4 separate regions of the Homo sapiens genome follow, and regions 2, 3 and 4 are each linked to region 1. Evidence: read pairs that join two places in POLR2A ChIA-PET (ENCODE). Cell type or tissue: MCF 10A. All regions are shown on one strand. Each heading gives the region's core, and the rest is flanking DNA. Links, peaks and the distances in the headings are about the cores only.

Region 1 (5,732 bases), core at 799-4,798:
TTACTTTTGGTGAAAGGAAAGGGTCGGTTTCGATGATTTCCAATCTCTCTTTCAGCAGTAAGATTCTGCAATAATGTGATTTTTATCTTGAAGTTGTAGCTAACATAAGTTACCCAAGTAGACAGAGTTGAGCTATTAAAAACCATTATGGAAAAAGGAGGGTGGCTCCAATGCAATCTTCCTTCTTCTTGGGGGATTGTATAGTAACTGATGTGAAATACTCAGGATTGTAGTACTGTACTCCCATGTCCTCAATTCATCCTAACACACTGCTTTTAGTGAGTAGTTTTTGACTCAACAGCTAACAGAATCAGGCAGCTAATGTGACTGAGTAAAGTGGCCAGGTGAGAACGAGGGAAAGTTAGTCATCTAAAGTGGATAACTGATACTCAATTCTTTTTTCTTTTCTTTCTGTTTTTTTTTTTTTTTTCTGAGAGTTTCACTCTGTGGCTCAGGATGGAGTGTGGTGGCACGATCTTGGCTCACTGCAACCTCTGCCTCCAGGTTGAAGCGATTCTCGTGCCTTAGCCTCCCAAGTAGCTGAGATTACAGGCATGTACGCCCGGCTCATTTTTGTATGTTTAGTAGAGATGGAGTTTTGCAATGTTGGCCAGACTGGTCTTGAACTCCTGGGCTCAAGTGATCTGCCCACCTTAGCCTCCCAAAGTTCTGAGATTACAGGTGTAAGCCACCGTGCCCAGCCAAGGGATAACTGATACTCTATTCTAAACCATTGTCACCAGAATAGAACAGTGGGCTCTGTGTTCCAGATCTTAAAATATTTCCTAAGAAGCTGAAAATCTGGCCTTCATGTGAAATCTCCTATTTTTTTTTTTTTTTTTTTTGAGATGGAGTCTTGTTCTGTTGCCAGGCTGGGGTGCAGTGGCATGATCTCAGCTCACTGCAACCTCTGCCTCCTGGGTTCAAGCAGTTCTCCTGCCTCAGCCTCCCGAGTACCTGGGACTACAGGCACACGCCACCATGCCTGGCTAATTTTTGTATTTTTAGTAGAGATGGGATTTCACCATGTTGGCCAGGATGGTCTCCATCTCTTGACCTCGTGATCCACCTGCCTCAGTCTCCCAAAGTGCCGGGATTACAGGCATGAGCCACTGCGCCCAGCCAAAATCACCCAATTTTAAAATACTGATTCAAAAACAAAAATTCCACGATGTAGGCCTAACAGAACTTGATAGGTAGAAGTTGGGGGAGGCCAGCAGTTTGTGACCCCTCTTGTAAATGAGGATGATACTTACTTGGCACAAAACATCTGTCTTTGTGGAACTAACTAGATGGTCCTAGGTACATAAACTTAATTTTCATATCTAAAATGAATTTTTAAAAAAAGTTAGTCAATCTTATGTTACTTAAAAGAATGGCATAAATTAAACAAATCATTCAAAAAACCTTAATTTCATTATTCATTTTTAACTCCTCATTCAAAGCTGCTAAAAAGCAGTATTCTATTAATGTAGAGTGGATATTTCTCTCTAGTGGTTTTCAGGTCATCCTCTCATAGAAGTAGTAGAACTGTGGCCAAATGACTGTCAAATCAATCAAGTCAAGTGTAAGCAGGTACTTAAGTACTTCCTGAATAACATATATTGGACACATTCGTTTAAGTTTAAATACAGTTTTTCTTCCAAGAAGCTGAGAAAGGTTTATATTTTGTTCTCAAAATATTTTTGTCAAGTAACTAAATACTTCTGTAAATTAATGGAGAAAGATCACTATTTCCATTGAACAGGTGGAACATTATTAAAAGATTAGTGTCTTGTTCCCCAAGCTGTGGCCTGAACAGAATTAAAAATGTTGATACTTTTTCTAATAGAACATTGATTAAAATCAAAAGCTGATGAGAAAAGAAACCCTCAAATTCCTCTGCGCCATTTAACATTGGCTAATACCCTGACACATACAATCTTAGAGGATCCACACACACAAAAGTCTGATTCAGTAACCATGCACAGTAACCATGCACTCACTGTGCGTTATTTGTCTGATTCCATTGAGCTCCTGGCAGGGTGTCTGGCACAAAGCAGGGTGCTCAATGTCTGTGTCACAGAGTCCATTTACTGGGGATGTCTAGAATGCTGTGATTGTGTCAGAGGAAAGAGCCAGGGCTTCCTAAAATCTCCAAACCATCTTGCCTTTGGATGTATTTTCATGCAGGACTCAATCACTACATGTCTGTGCTGGCGCTTTTTCCACCTTTCAATTTTTATGTTATTGTACATACACTTTGGACAGGTTTTGCACAGCTTGGATAAGATTACGTGCCTTGCCAAGATGGAGGCTCTGCCATAAATGGAAACAAAAGAGAAATCAAATCACAGGTTAAAAGAGTTTTTCCAGCCACGAAATATTATCTTTTACTGCTTGTAGCTCTTTGCCACTTTCAGACTTTCCGTGACAGCCACTGGTGAGTCAAGGTGGCCGGAGCATCACACACTGCTTAGATAGAGCTCTAGCAGAATGGTAGTAAGACCTCTCCCAGGTGACTGCACCCACATAGAAAGTGGAGATCTGGGTGACTTTAAAGGAGATTGGTTACATTTAATAATGTATCTATTTAATTTGAGGTCCCTTTAGCTAACTAAGGCAGCATTGTGTTGTTAATGAGGACAAATTTCCCTAATATATATTTTTTGCTAACACTACATTTTTCCCTATAAAATTTTATAGACATGCCTCTTTCCTCTTTAGATTTGGAGGTTTTACTAGCTAACAAGACCAAGTGACTAGTAAAACTTTCAGGTAACTGTCAGCAGCTCTTAAATTCATATTGTAGTTTTAAAAATGGAGCTCTTTATAGGAGATCCTGTGTGAAGGCTAAAAGAAGAGGCTACAGTGGAATTTTCCCTCAGTCTCTGCATAGACTGTTGCCGGCAGTAATTCTCTTGTTTTATGTTCCCTCAGACAATACTTACTTTTCTGTGTATCCCAGATATAGTTGTTCAGAACTTCTCCCAGCAGGTACAGGAAGTTCATTAAGATGGTTGTAGACCCAAAGAAGATGATTCTGGCTCCTGGGCCAATGTGTTCCAGGAAAGGGTACACCCACATGCCAGTTACATGATGCACCCAGCACACCCTGCAAAAGAATCGGAAAGGAGACAAGGACAGGAGTCACTCTTATGGCAGGCATCAAAGCTGCTATGATGCAAATATACACTCCCTCACTCTCCCCATGCTTCAGCATTTGCCAGTCTCAAGTTCGCTTCTGATACTCAGGAGCTACTGGAAACTTGGTTGCTGTTTATTTTCATTTACTTTTTATTCTGAAATAATTTTAGACTCACAGAAGAAGCACAACACACTCAGCTTCCCCTCATGTTAACATCTTGTATAATCCTGGGACAATTGACTAAAATTAAAAAATTAACATTGATATGACAGTACTAAATTATAGGCTTTATTCAGAATTTCCCAGTATTCCTGTGAATGTCCTTTCTCTGTTCCAGGATCCAATCCAGGACCCCATGTGGTCTTCAGTCTTCACATCTCCGCAGTCTCATACTCTGGCAGTTTCTCAGTCTCTACTTGTCTTTGATGATATTTGAAGGGTATTTGAAATGGCTGACTTTATTAACACTGTTAAACAATCTGGTCATGTATTTGAAATGGCTGACTTTATTAACACTGTTCAACAATCTTTTAAATCTCTTCTTTACAGAATGAGACAATATGGCATTGGGCAACCACAGGAGAATAAGACCTAGGTGAGTCTGTGCCAGATACCTTGCCATATGGCCTTCCAACTAGACACCAACACTCATGCCATATGCTGACACAACCATGCATACCCTAGCAGGTACCAGCTTCCCACTCCTCTGATCTTCAGATGTGACATTGATTTCATTTTTTTTCCTATTTTACATTCTTACTTAATCATTCTCTTTGTGTTCCAGAAATATTTTTGACTCAGTGGGAATAGTAACATCATGAATTGCCACTGCTTTCAAAAGTTTAGTTAGAATATCGGCTCCATTGGCTTGGTCCTGACATGACTGCTTACAGCTGTTTTCCAAACATTCTTGAGTTCATTCCTTTATAAACTGTTGGCAATTGTGAAGACTAAATAAAATACAGATAACTCTATTGCATTGGGAATAAAGATGACTTTTCATACTTATGTGTTCTGAGGTCATTTTCCTTATCCTTGGCTTCACTCTAAGTGGTTTATCTACATATAAATATTACTGACAGGGTGCAGTGGCTCACATCTGTAATCTCAGCACTTTCGGAGGCTGAGGAGGGTGGGTCACCTGAGGTCAGGAGTTCAAGACCAGCCTGGCCAACATGGCGAAACCCCATCTCTATTAAAAATACAAAAATTAGCTGGGCGTGGTGGTGCGCGCCTGTAATCCCAGCTACTCGGGAGGCTGAGGCACAAGCATCACTTGACCCTGGGAGGCAGAGGTTGCAGTGAGCTGAGATCACACCACTGCACTCCAGCCTGGGTGACAAAGTGAGACTTGGTCTCAAAATAATAATAATAATAATAATAATAATAATAATAATAATAAACATTACCTACACATGTACCTCATTTTTGGCAGGAAACCTGGGGATCTATACCTGAGAACCTGCGTTATCAATGAGGGTGAGATCCCCCCTCTTCTTGCAGGCGAAAATTCATTCTGGGGTTGGTGGTAAAACAATTTTGCACTTTTTATGTAGAAAGCACAGATACACACACACACACATATACACACACACATATATACACACACACAGATGTACATATATGTATATAGAAACACATCAGTAGGTGAACAAACAATCAAATGTGGCATATGCATGCAATGGAATATTACTCAGCCATAAAGAGGAGTAAAATGTTGATACATGCTACAACATGGATGGACCTTGAAAACATTATGCTAAGCAAAATAAGCCAGACACAGGTCACATATTGTATATGATTCCACTTATATGAGGTACCTAGAATAGGCAATTTCACAGAGACAGAAAGCATGGTATCTATCAGTTACCAGGGACTCGGGGGAGTGGAGAATAGGGAGTTATTGTTTAACGGGAACAGAGTTTATGTGGGGGGATGATGAGAAAATTTTGGGTATAGATACTGGTGATGGTTACACAATGTTGTAAATACATTTAAGGACATTAAATAGTATACTTGCAAATAGCTAAAATGACAAATATTATGTTATGTATATTTTAGCACAATAAAAAATGTTCCTGTGGTGGAAATTAGGAAAAAAAAAACAGGTCTACAAAGGTTCCTTGGTAGAGGGAAGTAGTAATGAAAGAAAGATTGAGGAACAATCTTACAGCAAAGAGGCATTCTCTAGGTCTGTCCAGGTCAGTCTCAATCACTGTCCAAACAAAAATATTTGTATCAAAAAAAGAGGCCATGTTAGTCCAAAGATTCTGTTAGAAAAGCTGAAGCAGTTGTGAGAATCCGCAGAAATTAAATGGTTAGAACTACCCTGTGGGATTCTGAGATATCATATTGTTTGTCCATAAATTAGAAGCAGTTTCATCATTCTGACATTGTCTTAAATAATGTAAGGAAGGTGCTGTGTACCCATCAAATGGTTTATTAATTTCCATGGAGAGAATATGCAATATTCCCCCAATTTAACACCATTAAGCTGTAATTGATGTTGCAAATCAACTTATAAAATTTTAATCAGTCTGTGCTACAGGGTGTTTGCACTGGAGCAGTCGGATGGATCTGGATTAAATGTGAGTCAGGCCATGCC
Region 2 (5,732 bases), core at 1,138-5,137, 110 kb after region 1:
ATTATCTGCTGAAAGAAGAATGATGAGTTGTCACTGTCATGGTGGTTTAACTCATTTGAGACACAAGCAATGACATCATAGCAGTCTCCTGGTAAATGAGGGTGTGGTAGCATTAATGATGGTCTACATGTTCTGGTGAGTTGGAAAGCATTAAATTGCAAATGTGAAAATGTCCATTACATGATAAAATAATACACTTTTCCCAACAAGCTGCACCTATCTGTTTGTGATAGAACTCCAGAGAGGCTAGAAGGGAATGGACAACAGGTTGTAGGAATGCTTTGCTGGGATTCCCAATTTGGGATATATTAGAAGTGAATATGTCTTTCACCAAAAAAGAAACTAAAAGGTTAAAAAAGTGGAATACAATTACACACTAAGGTAGTGTCAAAGCCAGAATTACAACTTAAGTCTCCAAACCAATTCCATTTTGGAGGCAAAAGTCTTCATATATGAGTAGTAAGTACAAATTGTTTCATGTGCTTTGTTCAAATTGCAAGAAACAGAGCTGCTGTCTTCACACTGCCTTAAGGCCAAGTCCAAGGGTACTCCTGGAGTCAGGCCTTGCCCCTACTGAAGCACAGGGCCCACTTAGGGCCATATTCTGCCTCCTTTGGCTTGGAGAGTCACAGTTCCTCCTACTGGCCCCAAATCTGGGTTTCTATCATGGCAATGGCATGATCCGGCACTGCCAAAAAGATCTTAGCCAGGCATCCTTCAAAGCAGTGTCTCATGTGGCCACAAAAGCAACCTTTGCCTTTTAAGAGAATAAGAATTGAACTCTTAAATTTAAAGTGAGTTGGCGTTTTATACTTGACATCTTGGAAATGAAAAGAACACATTTTTTAAAAGCGAGCTCCACACCTACACAAAGGAGCAGATGAAGGTTACTTTTATTTTCCCTGTTCCCCAGACCACACCCATCTTGGGGCCAATTCATCACTTTTGTGACAATCTTTTCTTCATTTGGTTTTGAGCTTTCAATAGTCCCAGAGTCGAAGCCCTCTGAGTCCCTCTCGTTTGTCCAAGTAAATGTGGTCCCACCCTCTAATGGCGACTCAAATCCTCTTTCCTGCTCCTCAGCTGTTCTCTCCCTTATGTGGGTCTGTGGCTGTTTGATGCTGTTGCCTGCCTGTAGACTCTCCTAGTTTTGGTGTTGGGACACTTGCTCCACCCACACATGGCAGTCATGGTGCCTGTCCCACACACAGTCCTGCAGAGGGCCACCGTCTTTCTCAGTCCCCGCTGTAGAGGTAGCCTTACCTAGCCACATTTTGTACAACTTAACTCCATCTTCGCCTTGGCCACAACTGACTGGTCAGAGGTGGGCGCTTCATTCAAGAATAGTCCAGTCTGTATGTAAAGAGGCCTGATGCGAAAAAAACAAAATACAGCCCCTTGGGGGCCTAAAGTGGTCATTGTAGGTCACGGAGAACAGTAAACTATGAGAGAACCAAATCTAAGAGGGCAGGGCAGAGATTTTTCAAAGCATATTCCAAGCTGCTTTTGGGGTTCTTTTGGAGGTAACACAGGGACTGGTGCAGGGATGAGGGGAGGTCCGAGTGGGAGGGGCTGAGCCTACTGCCACTTTGCAGTTCAGTTTTTATCAGCTTTAAATATAAGATGTTACTTGAAGAAAGAGTTTCAGGCTTTAAAGTGTTTGAACTCACTACAGAGAAAGATAAAATAGAAAGAGAGGAGGTTAAGGGAGGTAGATAATAGATACCTAACAGATAAAGAGGAATGCAGCAAGCTCTGGGGGAATTGCTGAGTCACATTAAGGACCATGAGGTGACAACCCATGCTCTTCCATTCTTCCTGCAGCTCGGTCCTTCGATGGCCCCAGCTCCTCCTGGCCTGTCCTGGGTCCCTGTGCATGTGCACCCTGATAGTAGATGCTGCCAGCCCACCCCTAGGTCCTCCAAGACCCAACCCCTATGGCCACTAAATCTTCGTTTTTGCATCAAAAGAACCCTGTTGAAAGAACCCTAAAATATCAGTCAGGGCTTTCCATGTTGAAAAAAAAAATTACTCCAAAGAGATCAAGCTCTTTTGGCCTATATTTGGAGGATAAGACTCTGCAAGGTTATTGGAATATTTTAGGCCCTAAAAGCCTGTTTTTGTGCTTTTGTTTTTTCAATTTTACAATCTCTTAGATCCAAGAATTTAGAATTTTCCAGGCCCCAGGCTGGAGGACACTTTAAGATTATCTCTCCTTAGTGCTTTCCGAAGTCTTCCTCTGATGCCAATAGGGCCAAATGGGGATGAAGGAGGGGCACGGGGCAGGGGCACGGGGCAGCTGTAATGGCTCCTCTCCACCAGACAGCATACTCCACACAGGACCCTGCTGGGCTGTTTCCAATCCCATTCTCAACACTTTGTCCAGGGCCCAGGACATAACTAAGCATTTGTTGACAGGGTGACTGACTGGCTACAGGTAAAATTCTTGCTTTCTGGGACAACCTTCTGACTTCCAAGAAGTCTTTTACCTTTGTTCAAGAGACTTAATTTGATGATAGAAGTTCAGACAGTGAATTATCTTCTTTAGGACATGGGTGTCCAATCTTTTGGCTTCTCTGGGCCACATTGGAAGAAGAAGAATTGCCTTGGGTCACACATAAACTATACTAAACACTAACGATAGCTGATGAACTAAAAAAAAAAAAAAAAAAAAAGACAAAAACTCAATGTTTTAAGAAAGTTTATAAATTTGTGTTGGGTAGCATTCAAAGCTGTCCTGGGCTGCATGTCGGCTGCGGGCCACAGGTTGGACAAGCTTGCTTTAGGGCACTAGGTTCTTCATAAAAATAAGATCCTTGGTGGCCTGCCTTGACATCCCAGAGTTCCCTGAGAGAGGATGGGAATTAGCTACCCCTTGCTAACTCCATTCATTTTTAATGGCCACCTAAGTAGATTCTACACAATTTTCACAAAATTATGCTAATTCTGAGGCCTACCTATTTTAAATTCAATAAAAATTAACTGTCTATATTTTCACTTCCAAAAACACACACTGAGATGAAAGTCTGGTAAAAATATTTGCAGCAGCTAACAGAATTATTTGGGGAATTATGTAATGCAAAGAAAAAGATCTCTTGAATTAAAAAGTTAAGAAGAGGACGGGTGTGGTGGCTCAGGTCTGTAATCCCAGCACTTTGGGAGGCCAAGGCGGGTGGATCACGAGGTCAAGAGATCAAGACCATCCTGGCCAACACGGTGAAACCCCATCTCTACTAAAAAAAAAAATACAAAAATTAGCTGGGCACGGTGGGGCACGCCTGTAGTCGCAGCTACTTGGAGGCTGACGCAGGACAATTGCTTGAACCCTGGAGGCAGAAGTTGCAGTGAGCCGAGATCATCCCACTGCACTCCAGCCTGGTGACAGAGTGAGACTCCATCTCAAAAAAAAAAAAATATATATATATAGTTAAGAAGAATGGAATGTGTAACTGCCATTTTAAGGCAAGCCTGAACAGATGTGACTCTTGTCATTATACCTGAGCACTTTTGTAAGACAAACAAGTGGATAAATGTTGAAACAGAAGTCAGAGAACAATGATGACTGGTTTTCTCTATCATCATTACACAAGATTCACCGGCAATTACAAATGATCTCTTTGCAAATGAGCAGCTTTCTCTTAAAGAGATCTGGAGCAATTTTTTTTGTTTTTTAAATTTGCTAAAACCTATTCCCTTAGTCACAGATGTGCTATTTAAAAAAAGTATATGTGTTATTGACTATAAAACAATTATAAAAACAAATATGCCAAAAGAGAGAGTAGAGCCATCTTACATTAAAATATATACAAATTCGCCTCTAAAATTGAAACAGAAACAAGGGAAAAGCAAGACAAAGTTGCCCCATACAGTTTGGAGTTTGGGGACAGGCAGTCAATGAGACAAACTGTGTTTTCCAATACCTGAGTTGTAAGCAGGTTCTGACTTTTACTTTATGATATGTAAAATTCGCTTCTTGGAGCTACAGGGTTTTTTTTCTAATTATTAAATAAGCTGCCTCTTTTAGGCAAATAAAGCTAATAACATCAACATGAAGATGCAGGAAAAAGTCATTTGTAGTTTTAGAATCTTTACTGTCAATAATAGTAAAGACTTCAATCTCCTAGTTCTTAAACGAAGCAAAATAAATAAGAATACCTGCCTTATGTTTTACGAAGTTTTGCTTACTTAAAGATAAAGCAATGGCAGTATTTAATTATTGAAGGCAAAAATGACTTTCAGTCAGTCATTTATTCATTGTTCAACAAGCATTTTCTGAATTCCTCTCATGTGTGAATTATCTGAGGCAAAGAGGCTTGAACTGCCTCCCATTCCCCTTCCTTGTGGGATGTCTAAGACATGAACCTGATCAACTACAATATAAAAAAGAGAGGGATATGAATAAAACATTGTTAAGATAATTTAGGGTGGGGGAGAGCTTCTCACTGGGCAGACAAGGGAAGCCTTTCTGGAAGAGGCCACACTTCAGCAGAAAGGACAGTGGATTTGAACAGGCAGAGACAGGAGGGAAGACTCCAGCAGTCAGGGAAGGCAAGGCTGTTGGGAAATGGTAGAGTTTGCCAAGAACCTGGTATAGACAAAGGACAGTGCTTGGAATTAAGTCGGAGGAAAGCTACTGGACTCCAAGCAGGAAGACTTTTAAATACCATGCTGTAGAGTTTTAACTTTATTAAGCGGGCAATGGGCACTCATTAAGGGGTCTTGAGGCAGAGAATGGTTTAAGAGATGTGGTTTCAGAAGATTAATCTGGCAAACGTACATGGAATCTATTAGACGGGAAAAATGGAAGGCAAGGAACCTGGTTGGGAGAACATTACAATGGTCTTAATGTCAGGGACTGAGGACAGCTGTAGGGGTAGGAGGGATGGAAACCACAGGCAGATTCAGAAAATACTGAAGACAAACATTGTTATAACAGGAAGGAAGGGAAAGGGAACATGTATTTATTGAGGACCTACTACATTACTCATAGCACTAAACACGTAGAATGAACACACATCCTGTTTTGCTTGGTGCAGCTTAAGATTTTGTCTTTTTTGGAGGGTCATGGAATAATTATTAACAATAGCCACATTCACTGTCAATATGCTCTGGTTTGGATAATACATTACACAACCAAATTTTAATATACTTTTCTTCTCTTATTTCTCCAAACAATTCTCTGTTTACAAATGAAGAAGCTGAAGATCTGAGAAGTGAGTTGCCTAATGGCACTTGACCAAGAGGTGGCCAACCTGGATTTGAATCCAGACCCACATAGTTCCAAACCCCAGAACCTCCTACTATTCCTGGTTTCCTGCCCTCAACTTAATGGCAGGTCATGGGTGGGAAATGCCCATTAAAGGAAATAGGGATGTTGGGAAGAGGAAAGGGAGGGTAAAAGATGAGGAGTTCCGGTTTGGATGTGTGGTCTTAAGGCGCTGGAAAGACATTGAAGCAGTTGGTGACATTGGCTACAACTCAGGAGCGAAATCACCCTCTAGTTACAGATTTGTGTGCCTTCCAAATCAACAGATGCAGGAGTTGAAACCCTGGGACCGGATGACATCACCAAGCACGAGACTGCAGGACAAAGGTCACAGCTCAGATTCCTGCAGTGGCCAGGCACGTAACACAGAAGAGGCAGGGCAGGCAGGAGACGTTCGGGAGGAGGAGGAGGTCTTATGAGGGCTATCATAATTTCCCCTAAAAATTATTTGCAATTTTAAAATCAA
Region 3 (5,732 bases), core at 1,733-5,732, 91 kb before region 1:
CATAGGCCTATGTTTATTCTCAACTTTCTCATTCCATCAGTGTATCCCTGGATATCGGGCTGAGGAAGCAGTGGAAATGTTAAAGACCTTCTACAAACAAGAAAATCCAAATGGTCAGTTTTCTGTTGTGGATAATGTCCTTCCCTTAAATCCATACAAAGAGAATCTGCTATGAGCTTACCTCTTCATTTTCTTTTTCTTTTCTATTCTTTTCACAGCACCAAAATCGAAAGTTCGGAAAAAGGAATGTCAGAAATCTTGAACATGTTCTGATGAAAGAACCAAGTGACCCAAAGTGACCTGGACAAGATTCATAGACTGAAAGCTGTTGACATCGTTGAATCATATGTTTATATATTGTTTTTAATCTGCAGGAAAATGGTGTCTCTCATCATTTGCTCTGTTAAGGGAACAAATTAGCACTTTTTAGAAGTCTGACAATTGTAAACAGTTATTAGCTTTTCCAGAAGCTGATTCCCATTTTAAGATGGGGGAAAATTAAGGTTTGAGGTTTTAGAAATTAGCAAGTAGTGCATACCCTTCTAGCCACAAGTGCCCAGTCCAGGCAAGTGCTGACTTCTTAGAGAATGTGTGGCCAGACCCAGGGACCTGGAGTGTGTTTGGACTGCAGTTTGCCACCCTGAGAACACCTTCTCCAGGACTGGCATTTCAGAATCAGATTCTTCATTTTTTGCAGCTACGATGTTCTTCCAGGGCACTGGGGGCTGTGACTTCTCTCTAAATTGTATATAAGTTGTGTATATAGAGACCATAATTATATGGTCCTTAGAAAAGACTTTGCTTTTATAAAGCATTTAGAAAAAATGCATACTTTTAAAACAAGTGCTTGAGTTGTCACTTAAAAATTATAGCATATTGCTATAATAAAACCTTATTTATGTCTTATTTGAAGATGAATAGTCTTAAAAGATAAAGACATAAATGGGACAATTGTTATTGAGCAAAAAACCAAATTATCCCACCCTCATGGAGCTTATATTCTAGCAAGGGGAGATGGATATGATAGATTACACAGTTTATTGGAGGACAATAAGAGTTATGGCAAAAAGCAAAAGGAACACAGGGTAAAGGGGATAGGTGCCATTTGGTGGTGAGAATGCTGACTGAAAAATAGAATGATCAATTTAATCTGAAACAAATGGTTATTTCTTTTATAATCCATATAATAAATTTAAAATCTAAAATGTAAAATTTTGAACACAACACTGGAAAGGGTATCCACAGCAGGAAGTCCCCAGTTCACCTCCATGACTACAGGGCAGCTTTGCACAGCCCTCTGGGCGCACTGTGTGCCTCTGCCCAGAAGGGGGCCTCGCCGTTCCACCAGAAGCTCAGCTCCAGGCCCTGGAGGGGCTGCTGCTCCTCAGTTGCATTTCTTCAGTAGATTCATTTCCTTGATGCAAAGCATCTGTATTTGTTGGTTCTGTCATTTGAGCGATGTCTCTGACTTGTTTGTTTTGAATTACATTACAGGCTGGAATGTAATTGTGGTGAAAGTATTTTTATATTGCTGAGAGTAGCAGCTAATCACAGTTACATGCTTCAGAGGACTTATAATTGCTTGGTTTTGTGTGTGTGTGTGTGTGTGTGTGTGTGTGTGTGTGTGTTTAACTGCATTTGAAAAGTTTTATGGAGAATATGCATGATTTTAAATCTGTGATAATGTTACATGCACCTTCAATTTCATCCACTTTAAAAATTATCTTCTCATTGAATTTTAGTGCTTCTACTAGTTTGTTCCTTTTTGCAGTTGGTCGTAATTCATTTCTGGCTTCTTATGCTTTCCTGCAAGCAGATTTCATTGCATTTATTGTGTTCATATCATTTTCTTGGGGATTATTTGTAGGACAACCAACCTGGAGTTTTGCCTCTCTAGAGTACCACCCAGTAAGTCTGGCTGAGCATCTTATGTCCAGTAGGTTCTTGGTAAACATTTGCTAAATGAAATTACTGATTGAAATTTGGGGAAAAGTGAATAAGAAGACTATCTAGGACAAAAAGCCAAAGCCGAAAATAGTATATGAGCATTCTAGCCCAGAGACTGTCGCTACTAAAAGAATGAAGGAAATAATAAAGTGATAGACAGGGAAGGATAGAAAAGACTTAACAATATACATATGTTCCGTCTTTGCTGTTTTGGAGAATGATGGATAAGTAGTGTTTCCTGATTCTGAAGCATAGCTGAACAATTTAATTGTGGTTTACCATCTTTTTGGTTCCCTCTTCAGTAATTAACCTATCGAAAATCTGTCCTAAATGTTTGGACTGGGGCACAGTTCCCTCCATCGCTTTGGGAGAAAATCATTAATATGGCATACTGCAGATTGGAGGGCAGGACCACTGAGGGTGTCATAGACATTAGCTCTATGGAATTCTGCTAGCAATTTCCAAGTGACAGTGAGGAATTATGGATATATGTTGAGGTCATTCAGCTTCCTGAGTACCACATTCCCCAGCTACTTAGACACGGGTTAAAATATTAAGATGTCCTAGTTCAACAGCTTGAATTCCATTGATTGATACTGATAGTGCCTGTCCAAGACACCAGCTGAAAGACTTGTTTTGTGTACAAAATAGTTCTGAAAGTGGTGAGATACAAAAAGGTTTTAGAATCACTGCCCTGTTGAGAGAAATTAGGGGGAAATGATTACATTTAGAAGCTGCTAGAGTTATCCAGTGTTTGCTGGTCTTTGCAACAAACTGTGGAGAATGGGTGGTATGTAATGCTTTGGTAGGCTTCAATCACTGATAAAAGATCATGTTAAAATATCTTTGTGCTTTCTTGTTACTTGGCACAACCATCTCTTCCTGTGTTGTATTTGGAGTATCATGGAGAGAAAATAGATGGCCAAGAGCTTCAGTGTAGGCAAGAACTCTTAATTTTTCTTTAAACTTTTTACTGGGAAAAGTATATATATATAAAATACACACACACACACACACACACACACACACACACACACACACACAAACACAACACACCATGGCCCTTTACCCCGAAATGCTTCAGTATAGTTATTGACTTAAGTAAATTTAACATTGATATACTTGAATCTATCATTTGTATTACAGTTTTGTCAGCTGACCCAATAATGTCCTGTAAAGAAGTTCTCCCACTACCCTATAATCCCAGGTCCAGTCTAGGGTCCAGCATTACATTTACTTGTCTTGAATCCAGCTTTTTCTTTTTTTTTTTTTTTTTTGAGATAGGTCTCACTCTGTCGTCCAGTGGCATGATCACAGCTCACTGCAGCCTCAACCTGGCTCAAGCAATCCTTCCTCCTCAGCCTCCTGAGTAGCTGGGACCACAGACTCATGTCACCACACCTAATTTTTTTTTTTTTTTTTTTTTGTAGAGACAAGGTCTCACTATGTTGCCCAGGCTGGTCTTGAACTCCTAGGCTGAAGCAATCCTCCTTCCTTGGCCTCCCAAAGCACTGGGATTATAGACGTGAGCCACTGCACCGGTCTGCCTTTAGCTTCTTTTAGTCTAGAACATTTTCACTGGCTTTCTTTGTCTTTTATGACATTGACATTTTTAAATAATACAGTCATTTTGCCTCCTTTCTGTTTTCTTCTTCTTTTTTTAAATAATAGAATGGTCCTTGTTTTAAATTTATTTGATATTTTCTTGTGATTAGATTCAGGTGCTGGTTGATGTTAAGTTCCTCACAGGATATCACATCTGGAGGCACACAAAGGCCGTCACACCAAGGTGATGTCAATTTTGGTCATCTGGTCAAGGTGTTGTCCTATTCCTTCACTATATAGTTACCTTTTTTCTCTGTTGCAATGAATAAGCAGTCTGTGGGAAGAGGAGCTGTTACATTTTAAACAGAAAATGTATTTGACACTGATGGAAAGGAGAGGAGGAAAATTAATGACATAAATTTCAAAGCAACTATTAAATTATTTGATTGCATTCTTCCTCTTTTACTGTCTGCCAAAATTGATAAAAAAAATTTTTCTAATAAGAATGTTTTAAATAGTGATATCTTAATAAGCATCAAAATTAAGCCTGAGAAATAAATTCTTTCCTTCCTAATTTCCTCCTCAGCAAAAGTAATAATTATATAAATTTCATTATGCCTGATAAGATAGGGTTTTGGAAAATAGACCTAAGATGTTTCTGATACTGCAGATGACCTATGGTGATCCAATGGGATAAACACTCTAGGTAGGTTGTCATTTGGTCATAAAATATGAGTTATCTTGGGTTTCCATAGAGACATCTAGACTTAAAATGTTGTAAGCACTGCTACTTTCAAAATGTCAGTAAAAATAGCAAAAGCCAAAGCTCTTGAAAAAATTACTTAAATCTTTTTTAAAAGTAGTATAGCGCCTTGTTAAAAATCTGTGGTGATGCCAAAGCTTGTCTTTCCCAGTGGTCCTACGTGAACTGGCCTTATAGCCCCAGGGAAACCAGACACCAGGAATTGGTTTCTCTGCCTTTTGGCAAAGGAATAAGACTACATTGACTTCATCTATGAAGACAACTGCCAACTATTTCCTTTGTAAATTGCTAATTTTGTGTAGTGAGGAAAGGAGCGATGGGCGACGTGATTTTTATGGATTAGACTGGTGAGTTCTGCTGAAAGTTTGACATCTTTAGGATCTTACATTTTCTTCAAGTTGAGCTAATGAAAACAGGCTCGTGACTATTTATCACCTGATTTCTAAGTGGATATTGGGTTGAACACCACATATCCATGACTATTAAGGAGGCTTCATGGTGTAGTTTGACAAAGGCTCTCTCCTTGACCAAACTTCAGTCAGGCCCTAAGTCCTCTTTTTAACCAGGCCTCCACCTTGGCCCCCATTCTTGATGGGCCTATACAGCCCAGCTTTAGCAAGAATCCTGCTAAGCTAGTTTAGAGAGAATCCCACATCCCCAATATCTATGAAATTTCTCATCCCCTACTTTTGATGTGTAAGTCCTTGGCCTCCCTTCAACGAGAAGCCTGTTAAGTTCATTTTGCAAGAACTCTACTCTTGATATCTCCTCTTAGTAATTTCCTAATCACTGACCCCCTCACTCTGCCCATTAGTTATAAACCCCCACATGTTCTGGTTGTATTCAGAGCTGAGCCTGATCTCTTCCTCTTGTTGGGATAGTTTTAAAACCTGCGATAGTTTTAAAACCTATCACTGTAGTCCTGAATTAAGTCTTCCTTACCTTAACAAGTGTCAAAATAAATTTTTCTTTAACATGTTGAAGCATGAACTTGAGAATCTAGAGCAGGAGTCCACAAAGTATGGCCCATGGGCCATATCCAGCCCGCTGCCGGTTTCGGTACCACTCATGACTTAAAAATGGGTCTTACAATTCTGAGTGATTGAAAAAAAATCAAAAGAAGGATAATATTTAGTGACCCATGAACCTTATATGGCAATCAAATTTCAGTGTCCATAAATAAAGTTACATTGGATGACAGCCATGCCCATTTGTTTCTGTGTTGTCTGTGGCTGCTCGTGTGCTACAATGGCAGAGTTGAGCAGTGGTGACAAACCATGCGACTCACAAAGGCCTAAAATATTTAGCGTCTGGCCCTTCGAGAAAATGTTAGCTGCCCCTGGTCTAGAGTAGGTAAAAGGCTGAGATTGGAAGCTGCTTGTTCAAATTCTGTGATTGGAACCGAATGATGTGGCTCATTGTACAGCTCATGGTGAATTGCTTCAGTACCATGGTTTTGTTTTTTCCTTTTGAAAAG
Region 4 (5,732 bases), core at 1,159-5,158, 100 kb after region 1:
TGGAGCCTACTGTTGCTAGAGGTTGTAAAAGTGGAACCCCACGGTTGCCAGCTTGGCTGGACTTCAAACAAGTCCCATAAAGAGTGTGACTCGCTCAGAAGGGGGCAGGAACTTGGTGTGAAGCTCTCTAAAGTGCAAAGAACAACATCATTATATCCACAGTAGCTTGACTCAGTGCTGGGCTCTGGCCATAGGCCGGATGGCAAGAGGGTGTCAGAAAATCACAGGCAGTGCACCTGTGAAGGGACACCAAAGACTGAATCCTTTGAAAACTCCTGACTCCAGAACAACGACAAATTACCAACAGATGGCGTGAGTCACAGACTCGGAGTCCGAATGAGGCATCTGCAAACTCACGGCAGAGGCCCTGCCCCGCTGGGCTGAGCCGGACAGACACAGGCCCCAGCCCAGATGGCTGCGAAGGTCACCAGGAGGGACACCAGCCGTATGCGCTCAACTCATGAGAACTGGCACAACTCGTAAGGCCCAAGAAGGCTTCCCAGGATTAAAGGAAACAGAAACCAGATATCCTGGTCAAATAAAACCTCACATTTTTGGGGCTTATTAAATACAAGAAAATAAAAATGTGATGGGGTTCAGTATATATACCCGAAAATATTTTAAGCTGAAGGAATTTGGGAAAATGGCAGAAGTAGGAAGGTCTTCTCATCTCCTCCCTTCCCTGCCCTACCTTCTTTGAAGCAAAGCTTGGGAGACCCTCATTGGAGAGGTGCCCTCCCTAGATCCAGAGGAAAGAAGCATCTTTATCTTTGAAGAGAAGAATTGGAAAAAACAGGATTTCCTCCAGTTTATTATCAGTAGATCACACTTTTTAGTCCAATTATACTTCATAACTATCCACTTCTGTGTTAAACCTAGCATAAAAAATACATGGTTTCCCTGTTTCTTCAGGTCTTCCTTTACCTTAGGAAGGCATCCATGTCACGTAAAACCTAAATACAACGGTATCCTTTTCTGTTGTTTATTTATCTTTGTTATAGGGGCCTCAGCCAGGAACCTAGACTTTTCTTCTTCCCCTACAAATGAATCAGGGGAGAAGAGAGTGAGATGGGGAGCCTGGGAACATGGCATGCCAGGGAGGCATTTAGCAGAAAAAGGCCACCATTTTCCATTCCAGAAGCTTCTTTGATGTACTCCCCTTCTCATGCACAGGTTTAGCTTCAGGTCAGAAAAGTCCTGTAGATATGTACATTTCCCACATACCTTCCCTGCCATTATTCTATAAAATATGACCACATGCCACAAAGCGAAAAGGTATCTATACAAATTTCAGATGTTTTTCCTTCTTCCAGTGTTACAGAAACACGTATGTCCTCACAGAGACCAGCAATGATGAAAGGAAATACTAAATTCTATTTAGGAAAAAAAAAACTTGCATGGAATAAAGTCCTCAAAGCATCTCATTTGATGAAAAATCCTGTCTTCTGAGTTTCCACAGCACCCGGGGCATAGCCTACCACCTTAGGTTGTATGTCACCATTTTCCACTCTGCCACTAGAATTTCAGCTTGTCATCTGTTGTTCATCTTTAAATCCCTACCTCCTACCACATCATCTAACTTTCAGTGGGCCTTCAATGAATGACAGATGAATGAATGAATAAATACATGCATGCATGCAGGGCTATGTAGTAATGATTAGGCCTCTCCACCCCCGCCCCAGGAAGGGAAGTGCATTTAACTCAGAGGGAATAATCCCTTTGCCACATTCCAAGACAATCTGATTGGAGTTCATTTCATCCTCATCTCCCAAGTAGCGTTTGCTCATGTTATGTATCATGGGATATCCACCATGAGTCATGAAAGGCCACTTTCTAAATTAAAGGTCCAAGCATTTTTGTTCCATCTTATTATCAATGGTGTTGGTTTAGGTTCCTGAGTCTAATTCTGATCCATTCTTTTCTGACAGAAATATCCTAATCAGCATCTGTGTGAGGAATCCTCACTCACCCGATTCCAGAAAGAACACTTGAAAATCTCAGTTAAAAAAAGGGAAGCCCCAGCGAGACAACACTGGATGGATGGGTACTTTTTTCCCCTTCCTACTTATTTCTCCAATAACTGAACTATTTCTTTTTCCCAAAGAAAGACAATTCCTAGTCAGCTCTCAATCAATGTTTTCTTCTCTTTTGAAGCAAAGCTCCTGAAAGACATCTGATGCTCCCAACCAGGTGGGGGAACTCTGAAGGATTTTCTCTTTTCTTTGGGGAACTCCCTTAGGATATTTATGGCATTCTCACTCATCACTCTAATCTATTTCTGAAAGAAGGCAATTGACAAAAGCAACAGGAGTCAATCTCATTGTTGCAATTTTCCTGAGCAACATTACTTTTTCTTCTTTTATAAGTGTGTGTGTGTTTGTGTAACAAGAGATTATAAAAAGAAATCTTTTACCTTTGAAAAGGCTAATTGCCTAAGGTTTTACTTAACAGTGGGAAAAACTGTCAAAGTCCAAGTCTTCCTCTCCTCACAGCAACATAGTCCCCCCGCCGACCACCAACCCCCGACCTAGATGGGCAGAGGTGTGTTTAGGGGGGTCTTTGTAGTTTTCAGAGTATCATTGCCTGCCGTTCAAGCACCATGGACAGATGCCAGAGAGGCAACGGAGCTGGCTTCCCAGCGGCATCTCACCCAAAGTACAGGTTCTTTTTTTAAAAGAAAGAAGAAAAGACTTTCTAATAATTTACTAACTTGGCAAACTATGTGCATGCTAGAGAAAAAAATAACAATTATTTACATGTGGCACAGCAAAGTGAAGGCAATTCCCCATTCATACTGTTAAATTAAGTTTAGCCTAAAGCTACTGCTTACATACTTGAAATTCAGCCTAAAGAGTTTTCTGCACATAGTGAACTGTAACCTATCTGAATGTGTAAACAGATTGTAACCTACTTTTCTACCAATCACTGAGTTTAGGCCAATCAAACGTGGCCAACTATTCAAACCACATTCAAATAAGATGAATGCTAAAGTGTAACCAATCTGGCTATTTCTATACCTCACTTCTGTTTTCTACACATCAGCTTTCTTTTTCTTTTCTTTTCTTTTCTTTTTTTTTTTTGGTCCATAAATCTTCTTTGACCACGTGGCAGGGCCAGAGTCTCTCTGAACCTACTCTGGTTTGGGGGCTCTCTGGTTAACAAATCATTCTTTACTCAATCAAAGTCTGTTAAATTTAACTTGTCTATGGTTTGCCTTTTAACAATACATAAGCAGGGTTCATTTTCCCCCTTCTTCTTTATCTCGTCAAACCACCAAATATTTCCAAATTTCCTGGGTTCTAATTTGAGCAAAATAATCACCCAAGGTCATATAATCTCAGGACTTGGTTTTAAAATGTAAAAAATTTTAGATTAAAAAATTTGGGTTTTAAATTTCAGATTTAAAAAATGTCTGCAGTGCGAGGCAGAGCCACCCTGATGGTCCGTGCCCCCAAGGTGATGGCCATAAGAATCCCCTCATGCTTCAACCCCTTTCTGGACATCCGGGACAAGAGGGTTGGGTGGTGCCTGGAGTGGGGGCAGATCCCAGGGGTCCAGAAGTGAGACTCATGGATATCAACTCCACCAGAGAGGGCAATACCTCCCTCTGGTGGTGGCCTCCAAGCTTGCTGACTGCTTCATGCACATGCCAGTTGTCATTATTTGGCTCAGGGGGACTAGCATAGGCCTGGGAGCTCCCAGAACAGAAGAAACAGGAGGCATGGCCAGTGTGACTCTGAAAGGACATCGCTTTAAGTGTCTATGTCCATTTGCACCACCTTCCACACATAAACATGTACTGATAGGCAGAATTTTGGATTATAGGCCAATGGAGCTAATATGGTGCCATGGAGCAAAATTGGCAGAAAGGCAAAATAAAAGGAAGAAGAAAGGACCCTGTGAAGTAGGCAATTTTGGGGAGAAAAATGAATTTGGGAAGCTTGTATTCTGCCATAAAGGGAAAGGGAAGCAAATAACTCAGTTATTAGCAGGTTATGGTGATAAAAACATGTAACCTACTCAAGACATTTGCCTCTTTAGAAAAGATGGGCTAGAAAAATCAATTTTTACCTCAAAGGAAGGATTATTATCTAGAGTTTAGGGGTAAGAAGCATCTTGGCAAAGAAGGTGTTTGGGGGATGGTGGATAGTTCCCTTTGATGTATACCTTACAATCAGGGACAGCTGGCCTGCACACATGCATTTGGTGATGGTGTACTGCCTGTGCACCATGGTTTGGTGGAGGACAGAGTCTATTTGACTAAGAACCGCACTTCATGGGCTGCTCCGCCTGAGCCTCAGGGTGTCCACATGCCAGACTTTCTGTCTTAACACCTGATATTCTTAGCTCTGCTTCCACCATACCCTTAATTCTCATGAAGTTCTGGAGTAGAATTAAAAACTCAGGAAACACTGCTAATTCAGAAGGGCTGCCTGTCTACTAATTGCTGGGGTTTATATGAAAATTCCATTAAACACAGAGAAACAGAACAGATTGAGAAATACCTCCAACTTTCTTTGCACTGTGGCCCCCACAATTGATCCTTCACACATTTGCCAGAGGAATCTTTCAAAACCTCAAATCTGATCTATATAAAATCTTTCAAAGGTGGCAAAGGCTCCACAATGCCTTTATGATTAAATGGAGAGATCCCCTGACTTGGTATCTGAGGCCTTCATGCTCTGATATCTGACTACATTTCCCTTTCATCTTCCACCAGTCTCCACCTAGAATCTGTGCCAGAGGCATATCAAAGAACTCATGGTTTATTTAGTATTCTGGGCTTTTCCTCCATCATCTATACGTATGCTATCAAACACAGTAGCTACAACATGCATGTAGCTATTAAGCCCTTGAAATATGATTAGCCTAAACTGACATGTGCTGTAAGTGTAAATGCCAGATTTTGAAGATTTATTTGAGCACAAAATAAAGCATGTAAAATATCTTTATAATTTTAAAATACTGGCTATCTGTTAGATGGTAACATTTAGTATTTGTTGAATTAAATAAGATATACTATTACAGCTAACTTCACACTTTCTTTGAACTTCTGTTTAATCTGGTTTGCATTGCATTTGTGGCTTGCATTATATTTCTGCTGGACGTTACTGGTCTATAGCTATGCCCATGCTCCCTCAGCCAAGAGAGCCCTTTTTCACTCTGTTCACGAGATAGTTCCTCCCCATCTTGTAAGATGCAGCTTCAGTATCACCTCTTCTGGGAAGCTTTCCCAGCTAAGTCAATGCGCCTCATCTTATGTCTATTTTAAAAATTAGCATAATACCTTATTTGTAATTACCTCTTTAGGTGTTAGTCTCCTTCACTATCTTGAAGGAAAAAATCCTTCCTCCACTATTTCGGCATTAGGTACTGCCATTCTGTGAATGCTTGCTTAATGAAATAAATGCCATTTCAAACCTGAACATCAGTGGTATGCATTCATTTATTCTCTAACACCTATGTAATGAACACTTGCTATGCACTGTGAGAGATGTTAAGATAAAGTATTATAATCTCTTATATCTGTATAATTTACTACAGTTTACACAATACTATATGATATCCAGTAACTTTAAGAAAGTTTTGCTGGGTGGCGGTTCATTTATTTTTATGCCTATTTGTTAGATGAGGAAACTAAAGCCAAAGAGTGTAACTGACTTTCCCAAGGTCATCCACATGTGATGTGATTAAGCCAACATTTTAATTCAAGAATGGGAGGTGTGAAAGTT

The links. Peaks named below come from ENCODE experiments on the same cell type or tissue, not always from the same donor. Only the 100,000 strongest peaks of a DNase experiment are listed, where the experiment ranks them.
Region 2: POLR2A ChIA-PET joins it to region 1 with 23 read pairs; 2 of 35 experiments call an interaction of 5 or more read pairs at or near these places.
Region 3: POLR2A ChIA-PET joins it to region 1 with 27 read pairs; 2 of 35 experiments call an interaction of 5 or more read pairs at or near these places.
Region 4: POLR2A ChIA-PET joins it to region 1 with 10 read pairs; 2 of 35 experiments call an interaction of 5 or more read pairs at or near these places.

The regions. Positions count from the first base shown.
Region 1 is chr6:143,330,644-143,336,375 of GRCh38, reverse strand. AIG1 (androgen induced 1) reads right to left here. Exons shown (of 6, transcript NM_016108.4): 5 at 2,931-3,094. Among named protein-coding and RNA genes, the nearest start is that of ADAT2, 120 kb to the left of the region's middle. RefSeq lists an enhancer at 2,210-3,409. In MCF 10A, for the core only: no CTCF peak of the experiment used is centred there; DNase peaks (open chromatin) are centred at 1,545, 1,995 and 3,085.
Region 2 is chr6:143,223,929-143,229,660 of GRCh38, reverse strand. The region is part of intron 3 of AIG1 (androgen induced 1); the gene reads right to left. Among named protein-coding and RNA genes, the nearest start is that of AIG1, 170 kb to the right of the region's middle. In MCF 10A, for the core only: no CTCF peak of the experiment used is centred there; a DNase peak (open chromatin) is centred at 3,530.
Region 3 is chr6:143,422,993-143,428,724 of GRCh38, reverse strand. ADAT2 (adenosine deaminase tRNA specific 2) reads left to right here. Exons shown (of 6, transcript NM_182503.3): 5 at 41-113; 6 at 219-5,732. The coding sequence ends at 262. Among named protein-coding and RNA genes, the nearest start is that of ADAT2, 25 kb to the left of the region's middle. RefSeq lists an enhancer at 1,187-1,256. In MCF 10A, for the core only: no CTCF peak of the experiment used is centred there; no DNase peak of the experiment used is centred there.
Region 4 is chr6:143,230,928-143,236,659 of GRCh38, reverse strand. The region is part of intron 3 of AIG1 (androgen induced 1); the gene reads right to left. Among named protein-coding and RNA genes, the nearest start is that of AIG1, 170 kb to the right of the region's middle. In MCF 10A, for the core only: a CTCF peak has its summit at 3,618 (motif pointing left); a DNase peak (open chromatin) is centred at 3,609.